Regions from separate parts of the Homo sapiens genome. Here region 2 is linked to region 1. Evidence: chromatin contacts called from ENCODE Hi-C data. All regions are on one chromosome and are shown on one strand. Each heading gives the region's core, a stretch centred on a gene start or an enhancer-like site at or near the end of the contact. The rest is flanking DNA. Distances are from core to core; before and after follow the strand shown. Region 1 has its middle 32 kb from the start of LDLRAD3. Region 2 overlaps PRR5L (proline rich 5 like).

The links. A loop is a pair of places that touch in the nucleus more often than their neighbours do. Pooled maps may share reads with other maps.
Region 2: a loop to region 1 is called in a map with no recorded cell type, with 7 times the contacts of the local background. The contact joins two enhancer-like sites. A Hi-C loop is called at or near these places in 4 of 37 single-sample maps with no recorded cell type and 2 of 50 pooled maps.

What each region holds. Positions count from the first base shown.
Region 1 is chr11:35,909,423-35,914,477 of GRCh38, reverse strand. No RefSeq gene overlaps it. Among named protein-coding and RNA genes, the nearest start is that of LDLRAD3, 32 kb to the left of the region's middle. Within about 2 kb of position 1,907, at least 3 of the 41 ENCODE cell types and tissues checked have a DNase peak (open chromatin) inside an H3K27ac peak, as active enhancers do.
Region 2 is chr11:36,352,962-36,357,997 of GRCh38, reverse strand. All of the region lies in intron 1 of PRR5L (proline rich 5 like), which reads right to left. Among named protein-coding and RNA genes, the nearest start is that of PRR5L, 59 kb to the right of the region's middle. Within about 2 kb of position 1,622, at least 3 of the 41 ENCODE cell types and tissues checked have a DNase peak (open chromatin) inside an H3K27ac peak, as active enhancers do.

The DNA.
Region 1 (5,055 bases), core at 658-3,157:
GCCTGGCCAACATGGTGAAACCCCATGTCTAGTAAAAATACAAAAATTAGCTAGGCGTGGTGGCGCGTGCCTGTAGTCTAGGCTACTTGAGAGGCTGAGACATGAAAATCGCTTGAATCCAGGAGGTGGAGGCTTCAGTGACCCAAGATGGTGCCACTGCACTCCAGCCTGTGGACAGAGGAAGACTCCATTTGAAGAAAAGAAAAAGGAAGAAAGAAAAGTACTTTTATACACCTATGAAAGTGCTTTCTATAGTGTAAGAAGGCTGGTCCTTTCCATTTCCTGGGAACACCATACTTGTCTTGGTTAGAGATCATTTGGAGGCACGAAATTCAAACCTACAGCAAAGTAACAGTTGTATGTGTTATAGTCAGATTATACTAATCTAGCTTTCTAAGTCATATAGTCCTGTATCTAAGCAGTGTTTTTCTCCATAGTCTTGACTGGAGCTAAGGGTTGGCAGTCAATTCTTGCTGCCAAGTTTGCGACATGGCTGGGATTGTGTGAGTTCTACAGAAGCCACATGAAAGATAATTCCCGTTCCTCCTCCTGCAGCCTGCCCTTAAATTTACAAGGACATGACTTTGGGAGGCTGAGGTGGGTGGATCACGAGGTCAGGAGTTCGAGACCAGCCTGACCAACATGGTGAAACCCCATCTCTACTAAAAATACAAAAATCAGCCGGGAGTGGTGGCGCGCACCTATAATCCCAGCTACTTAGGAGGCTGAGGCAGGAGAATCACTTGAACCCAGGAGGCAGAGATTGCAGTGAGACAAGATCACGCCACTGCACCACTGCATTCCAGCCTGGGTGACAGAGTGAGAATCTGTCTCAAAAAAAAAAAAAAATTACAAGGACATGTTCCTAGCATGGAGTCTCTGGATATTGTGATAAAATTGTCACATGTCATTAACACAGTTCAATTCTGCAACTTGAGTGATTGGACAATCTGATTCCATTGCAAACTTTTTTTTGGTAACTGCATCAGCATCTTCCTAAAATATATTAGAGTTGCCATTGACAGATGGTTTGAGATGGGTCCAAGGAGGCTGTTGACAGATATCTTAAGATGGATCTTATTACATTGACATTGACATATCTGAAGAATGTCCTGTGGGAAATGTCTTCACAGGCCTGGAGGTTGACAGAACAAGATGGAAGCCCTTCAAGAAAATTGTCAATAAAGAAAGACTGAAAATGGGCATAGCTTTCCTGAGGTAATTCAGCAATATGGATTGAGTCTTAGAAATTCATACCTTTTGACCCTGTATTTGTCTTTTCAAGTTTCAGCTGAAAGTGCTGCTCAGGCATGTGTGCAAAGATTTATGTATAGAGACTTTCACTGCAGCACTAAACATATCATGGTGAAGAACTGGAAATCACCTAAAGTCCTACAGGGGGGGCAGTTTAAATACACTAGTTATATTTATATCTGTGCTTACTATGATTTTAAAAATCAGAATAACTCTATTTAGGGTGGTCTCAGTTTTGTAGAAGGAAAGAAAGACTGAAAGGAAACATTTTCTAAATGTTAATAGTGACAATCTCTGGGTGATAATATCACAAGTACTTTTTCATCATTTCACTTTTTGTATTTCCAGTGAACGTCATGTGAGGGTGTTACTTTCATGTCAGAAAAATACATGCCATTTTAAATTTATGTAAACAAGATTTTTTTTTTGATGGAGTTTTGCTCTTGTTGCCCAGGCTGGAGTGCAATGGTGCGATCTCAGTTCACCACAACCTCCACCTCGTGGGTTCAAGCGATTCTCCTGCCTCAGCCTTCTTAAGTAGCTGGAATTACAGGCATGTGCCACCACACCTGACTAATTTTGTATTTTTAGTAGAGACGGGGTTTCTCCATGTTGGTCAGACTGGTCTCAAACGCCTGACCTCAGGTGACCCACTGCCTTGGCCTCCAAAAGTGCTGGGATTACAGGCGTGAGCCAGCACACCCGGCCTTAATTGTTATATTTTAGGCTTTACCTAGGTAAATGAACATTTTTTATATAGTCAGCACCTATTGTTTTGTGTTCTATTCTTTACCATCTAAGTAAAAATAACATACACAAAAAATCCGATGAACTTGGAAAATTGTACATACATTATATTATAATATAAATATATGAAATATTTAATTGTTTGAAATTTGAAAATCAACATATGTAAGTAACTCTCCTGATCTGCTCTCCACAACAATTTAACTTCTGCTCTTTCTATAGCAGAAATACTACTACACCCTTAAAATCAGGCATCTAGAACTAACTGCCTGAATTCAACTAATTTATCAAATTTTTAAAATATACAAAATATTCTTTAAGAATGTGGAATTTAAATTTAACCCAATCCACTGGAGAGAAAGAATAACAGGTTTAAAAGAACCCAGTGGGTGAAAAATCTGTTAAGCCTTTAGGAAGCAGCAACAGTAGTGAAAGTATTTCTGAGATAGATGCAAAAATGAAATTGAAGATGACCATACAACATAAGAGGCTGTGGCTAAGGCTTGACTCCGTGTCCATAATGACAATGACCTCAAGGGAAATTTAGAAGAGTAAACAATGCAGAACCTGCAGTTGTATTTTAACAAGGCCTGCCTCATACAATTCAAGTCAAAATACCACTTTCATCAGATAATTATTTCTGTTTTTCCATGAAGTAGCACAGGAAATATGTTATGAAATTACTTGCCAAGGTCAAGAAAACTCATAATCTTGACAAGTGGGGGAGAAAAAGAATAATTGTGCTTCCATCTAGACCAGTAATTCTCAACTAGGGGCAGTTTTGCCTCTCAGGGAATATTTGGCAATGTCTGGAGTCATTTTTGGTTGTCACAACTGAGGAGGTGAGGGGAGTGCTGCTGGCATCTAGCAGGAACATCCTACTGTGTGCAGAACAGCCTATGTGATGGTTAATATCAACTGTCACCTTGATTGGATTGAAGGATGCAAAGTATTGTTCCTGGGTGTGTCTGTGAGGGTGTTGTCAAAGGAGATAAACATTTGAGTCGGTGGATAGGGAAAGTCAGACTCACCCTCAATGTGGGTGGGCACAATCTAATCAGCTGCCAGCATGGCCAGAATAAAAGCAGGCAGAAGAATGGGAAAAGACTAGACTGGCTGAGTCTCCCAGCCTACACCTTTCTCCTGTGCTGGACGCTGCCTCCCTTGAACATCAGACTCCAAGCTTTGGGACCCTTGGACCTTTGACCACCAACAGAGGGCTGCACTGTTTGCTTCCCTAGTTTTGAGGTTTTGAGACTCAGACTGGCTTCCTTGTTGCTCAGCTTGCAGACAACCTATTGTGGGACCTCCCCTTGTGATGGTATGAGTCAATACTCTTAATAAACAGGCGTGATGGCTCACGCCTGTAATCCCAGCACTTTGGGAGGTCAAGGTGCGTGGACCATGAGGTCAGGAGATCGAGACCATCCTGGCTAACACAGTGAAATGCCGTCTTTTCTAAAAATACAAAAAAATTAGCCAGGCATGGTGGTGGGTGCCTGTAGTCCCAGCTACTCGGAAGGCTGAGGTAGGAGAATGGCGTGAACCCAGGAAGCAGACCTTGCAGTGAACTGAGATTGTGCCACTGCACTTCAGCCTGGGCAACAGAGCAAGACTCTGTCTCAAAAATAAAAAAAAATAAAAAATAAAAAAACTCCCCTTTATATATACGTCTATCTTATTAGTTCTGTCCCACTAGAGAACCCTAATACAGCCTCCTACAACAATAATTATCCAACCCAAAATGTCAGTAATGCCAAGGATGAGGAACCTTGGTCTAGAGAGTGACAAATGATGAGAAGAAATAACCAAATGCATGACCCATGCCATTCTGCTCTCTCATTGGAGGGGTAGTGAAAGGTGGGGGGTGGCTAGGGGAACTCACTTTTCCAAGCCTCCCTGTACTAGATCCAAGACCAGGTGGAAGAGGATGGCTCCCAACTCCTGATGGCCGACACCTCAGTCATCTCTTTCATAAAGATTAAAGGAAAAATTCAAATATCATAGCATCTTGATTTCACTGGAACTTATATAGGCAAAACTCCTAGTTTAGCAGACTTTTTTTTTCTCTCTTTATAGAAGTAGAAAGGAGCAAAATACCAGAAGGAAAAGGCTCATTTCAAGAACTTCAAAAACATGTCCTAGGGTTGAGTAGAAATTCTACCCAATCTCCCATTTCCTTTTGTTTTGCTTTTTCTGGACAATGGGAATTGGGGTCCAGAATATTTAGCCTGAGGTCCACCCTGACCCTCAACTATCAGGCAAACATTAAATTGCATTTAGAGTAAACTGTGCTTTTTAAGGCAGGAAACTCAACTCACGCTTTTCAGAGACTTTCAATGGCAAGGGTTGAAGTGAAAAGGATTTTCTGGTTAACTCTGAGATAACCTGGAATCTCCCATACCCAGGGCATTTTGACTAATTGCAGTTTTCCTGTAGTTTACACTTTTTAAGACCTTCTTGATATTGGCAAGGTTTACAGGAAGGGCTACTGACAGTATGAAAAACTCAAATCCAAATTTCCATTTCTGCATTTCATTCCTGTAATGTTGGAATGTATTAAAAACAAAAGTGTAACCTTTTTTTGTAATGTAACAATTCAACTGGGTGGTTTTTTTAAACATCTAAAAACAAAGAAGACATTCTATGGGTAGAGAAGAGTTAACTGGCCTACAGAACAGCAGTGGAAGATAAAAATGGTGGTTCTGACTGGCAACCTGTTTCACATGGACAGCTTTGCATGACTGTGTCTGTTTTGGAAAGTTTGACTTAAAACATTTGCATGATTGTTTTGCTAGGAACGAAACACATTAAGGTAAATGCTTTTGCCTGAATATCCCTAATCTCATTGTGACAGGTTTGTATCCAGCCTGGTTATAGCCAGGACTAACTCTTCTCCCACGTTCTTGCTAATTGGCAGCAGCAGACAGTGTGTGAGTTGGGATATGTGAAAGATGGAGAAAAACAAAAATAAAGCCAAACTCTAAAACTCCAATCATCTTTAATTAGTCAAGAAAAATCAACAGCTTGAGAATGTACACCTACTAAGACAGC
Region 2 (5,036 bases), core at 373-2,872, 440 kb before region 1:
GTTCTTAATGGCACTTGAAATGGTTAATCCTTTCTAGAAGATTTTCAACTGACTTTGTTCAGATCCATCAGAGGAGACACTATCTATGACAGCTTTAGCCTTACAAAACGTATTTCTTAAATAATAAGACTTGAAAATCAAAATTACTCCTTGATCCCTGGGCTGCAGAACGGATGTTGTGTTAGCAGGCAGAAAACATTAATCTCCTTGTACATCTTTATCACAACTTCTGGGTGACTAGGTGCATTGTCAATGAGCAGTAATGTTTTTAAAGGCATCTTTTTTTTTTCTGAATAGTAGTCTCAACAGTGGGCTTAAAATGTTCTGTAAAACATGCTGTAAGCAGATGTGCTGTCATCTGGACTTCTTGTTTCCCTAACAGAGCACAGGCAGAGTATATTTAGCATAATTCTTAAGGGCCCTAGGATTTTGAAAAAGGTAAATGAGGACTGACTTCAACTTAAAGTCACTAGCTGCATTGGCTCCTAAGAAGAGAGTCAGCCTGTCCTTTGAAGATTTGGAAACAACCACTGACTTCTTACTAAAATGAAAGTCCTAGATAGCACCTTCTTCCAATGAAAGCTGTTTGCCTACATTGAAAATCTGTTTAGCCACCTTCATCAATGATCTTAGCTAGATCTTCCATATAACTTACTGCAGCTTATCCATCAGCCCATGCTGCTTCACCTTGCACTTTTATGTAATGGAGACAGGTTTCTTTCCTTAAACCTCATGAACCAACCTCCTGTAGCTTCCAACTTTTCTTCTGCAGCTTCCTCACCTTGCTCAGGCTTCATAGGATTAAAGAGAGCTAGGGCTTTGCTCTGAATTATGCCTTGGCGTAAGGGAATGTTGTGGCTGGTTTGATCATCCATCCAAACCACTAACATTTTCTCCATATCAATAATAAGGCTGTTTTGCTTCTTATTATTATTGAGTTCACTGGAGTAGCACTTTTAATTTCAAGAACTTTTCCTTTGCATTCAGAACTTGGCTGTTTGGCCCAAGAGGTCTAGCTTTTGACCCATCTCAGCTTTCAACATGCCTTCCTCACTAAACTTAATCACTTCTAGATTTTGACTTAAAGTGAGAGACATGATCTTTCCTCCACTTGAACACTTAGAGGTCATTGTGGCATTATTAATTGGCTAATTTCAATAATATTGTGTCTCAGGAAATACCAAGGCCCCAGGAGAGGGAGAGTCAGGGGAACAACCACTTAATGGAGCAATCAGAATGCATATAACAGTTATGGATTAAGTGTGCCATCTTATCGGGTACAGTGTGTGGTGCCCCAAAACAATTACAATGGTAACAGCAAAGATCACTGATGATAGATCACCATAACTGATAAAATAATAATGAAAAAGTTGGCAATATTGTGAGAATTACCAAAATGTGACACAGAGACATAAAGTGAGCACACGCTGTTGGAAAAATGGGGCCAATTGACTTGGCCAGAGGGTTGCCACAACATTCAATCAGTAAAAAGCACAATATCTGTGAAGTGCAATAAACCGAAGCAGAATAAAACAAGGTATGCCTGTAAACCCTGGAGGCTTCCCTTTTCTCACTTCCCTCAACTCCCTTGAGGCCTCACAGTCTGGCTGCCACCCCAGTACTTTACAGAAACCACCCACTCAGAGGCCAATGATCTGCTTGTTGCTAAATCAAATGGCTTTTACTTGGTCACAATTATCCTTGATGTCAATGATCATGCTTCCCTACTAGTGACAGCCATCATAATAATACAGAAGCTTTGATACTTAAAAATAGATCAGGTGTTGGCTGGGCATGGTGGCTCATGCCTGTAATTCCAGCATTTTAGGAGGCCGAGGCAGGCAGATCAATTGAGCTCAGGAGGTCGAGACCAGCCCAGGCAACATGGTGAAACCTAGACTCTACAAAAAATACAAAAATTAGCTGAGCATGGTGGCATGTGCCTGTAGTCCCAGCTACTTGAAGGGCTGAGGCTGGAGGATCATTTGAGCCTGGGAGGTCAAGGCTGCAGTGAGCTGTTTGTGCCACTGCACTTCATCTTGGGCAACAAAGTGAGACCCTGTCTCAAAAAGAAAAAAAAAAGCAAAGATCAGGTGTTAATAGGCTGTTTGTAAATTCAGTAGTTAAAAGCATGGGGCTGGGTGTGGTGGCTCACCCCTGTAATCCCAGCACTCTGGGAGGCCAAGGCAGGCAGATCACCTGAGATCAGGAGTTCGAGACCAGACTGGCCAACATGGTGAAACCCTATTTCTACTAAAAAATTAAAAAAAAATTAAAAAAAATAGCTGGGCATGGTGACACGCACCTATAATCCCAGCTACTTGGGAGGCTGAGGCTGGAGAATCACTTGAACCCAGGAGGCAGAGGTTGCAGTGAGCTGAGATTGCACCACTGTACTCCAGACTGGGTGACAGAGCAAGACTCTGTCTCAAAAAAAAAAAAAAAAAAAGCAAAGCAAAGCAGAGCATGGGCTCTGGGGTCAGACTACCTGGTTCAAATCTTGCTTGTACAATTCACTAACTGGGTCCCTTAAGCAAGTTGTGCCTCCGCTTCTAAATCTATAAAATGGGCACATAACACTAACTAGTTCACAGAGTCTTGGTGAAAGTGCAATATGCTTAGAACTGTCTGCCACATATTGCATTCTCAGTAAATGTGAGTTGTTGTTGATGCTATATTTGTAAATCCAAGGAGAACAAGAAGAGATTAAGTTTGCAATCTTCACTCACATATCCACCAAATAGAAATGTTAGTTTAGGCTCTGAAGTTTATGTTTCTCTTTGCCACCGTAAAACATTGCTGTCTTGGACATCCTTCCTTAAAGTGGATCAATTCGTAAACCTGTTGAGGCAGATGAGACCTCCCTCTGCTGACGGTCTCTAGAAATATCTGAGAGGTATGGGCTCCATGACCCAATCACCTGAGATTCATTTTAATGAGGAACAGATTCTAATGAATGAACTTAGCCTCACGGAATGCCTATGGCTTACAACAATCATCTCCAAGCAGCATTTTCTCCCAGCTACCCCTTTACGTTCTCCAACCTCTAGCCATCTCCTGAATTTGCATAAGGCATCTGAAATTGATGCTGAGCTCTAGCCACATATTCCAGATTTTTTCCAGTTTAGTCTTCACTTTTCCTTGCCCCTGGCTAATAACTGTCTTGTGTGTAAACTCAACATTTTTCACATACCGTATGATTCCCTCTTTGTTCTGCACCATCATAATAATCACAATCACAAAGGAAGACGTTGCTTAAGTGCTCACCATGTGCCAAACTCATTTCTAAGTATTTAATATGTATCATCATCCCCATCATCCAATGTCTCACTTCAAAGGCACATGTAGCATTCTGCGTTTTCTCACTTTCTTTTCTTTTTTAAATAAATATAGAATGGTCCTATTGCAATACATTTTCTCACTTTCAATTTTAAAAAATGACCTCTACTTTCATTATGACTGCAACACATTCCTCTCACTGCTTCTGTGCATATAGGAAATAACAGGCTTAGTAAACTTTATGATACCTCAAAACCCACCGCAGATGCAACCAACAAATTATTGATAAGGGACAGCCAGATGGCTAAAGCTAAAATAACTGCCCCAAAGGCTTATTCCAATCTTTGGTGGCTGTTGACGTGCCTTTGCCTGGAGCACAACTTTGTTCCTAGCAATAAAATAGTATAAACTGAAAGATAACTAGAGCAGCTTCCATAGGTTTGTTCCATGTTTACCAGGTCCCAGTCTGTGCTCTCTCTGTGCTAAGAGCTTCACATGTATTATCTTATTTTTGTTTCGTCTTCAAAACAGTCAGGAAGTGACTACTGTTATGATTTCCATTCTACAGACAAGGAAACTGAGGTTAAAGAAGTAATTTGCCCAAGTAATAGTAAGCCAGAATTGAGACACAGGTGCTCCTGACAATGAAGTCTGTCTCAGCCGCCCAATGCCTAGGTTGACTTCTGTCACGGTGTACTCTCCTGGCTTTCTAGCCACTTCTGACTATTGATTCTTTGTCTCCTCTGGCTTCTCTCCTTTTTCCCTTTCTCCATGGACTCTTGAAGTCCTAGAAATGGTCTCTCATTTTCACAGCCACTGAGCTTGATTATAAACCCTCTGGAGCAGGGGTCCCCAACCCCCAGGCAGCGGATCAGTACCAGTCTGTGGCCTGTTAGGAATGGGGCCACAGAGCAGGAGGTGAGTGGTGGGCAAGCAAGCATTACTAGCTGAGCTCCACCTCCTGTCAGATCAGCTGCAGCATTAAATTCTTATAGGAGCGCTAACCCTATTGTGAACTGCACATGTGAGGGATATAGGTTGTGTGCTCCTTATGAGAATCTAATGCCTGATGTTCTGAGGTGGAACAGTTTCATCCCAAAACCATCTCTTCCTAACCCTCCGTGGAAAAATTGTTTCCACAAAACTAGTCCCTGGTGCCAAAAAAGTTGGGGACTGCTGCTCTAGAATCCAACCCGTTCATTCCTGTCTCCCTAAAGACTATGACAGCACCTGGCAATAGTACATACACAATATATTTTTGTTGAATGAGTGAATGAACAAATCACTTTTCTCAAGATTATTAGGAAAATAGTAATCATTTCATTCTAAATGAATGATAGGAGCTTTACCCTTTTCAATTTTCTGGTTTTCTTTGACTCATGTGATGCTGGAGCTCATCAATATAAGACATTGGTTCTCAAGCAGGGGCAATTTTGTCCCTCCACACCCACTCCTCTGGAGACACTTGGCAATGTGTGGAGATGTTTTTAAATGTCACCACTATAGATGTGCAGAGAAGGAGAAGATGCCAGTGGCATCTAGTGGCAAGGATGCTGCCGAACATATGACGTGCAAGACAGAGATGCTGCTAAACATCCTACAATGTGGGTGACAGTCACCCACAACAAAGAGCTATGTGAGTTTGAGGTTGCAGTGGGCTATGATTGTGCCACTGCACTCCAGTCTGGGAGACAGAGCAAGACTCTGTCTGTAAGAACAAACAAACAAAACCAAATATTTTTACACCATCCTTCTCA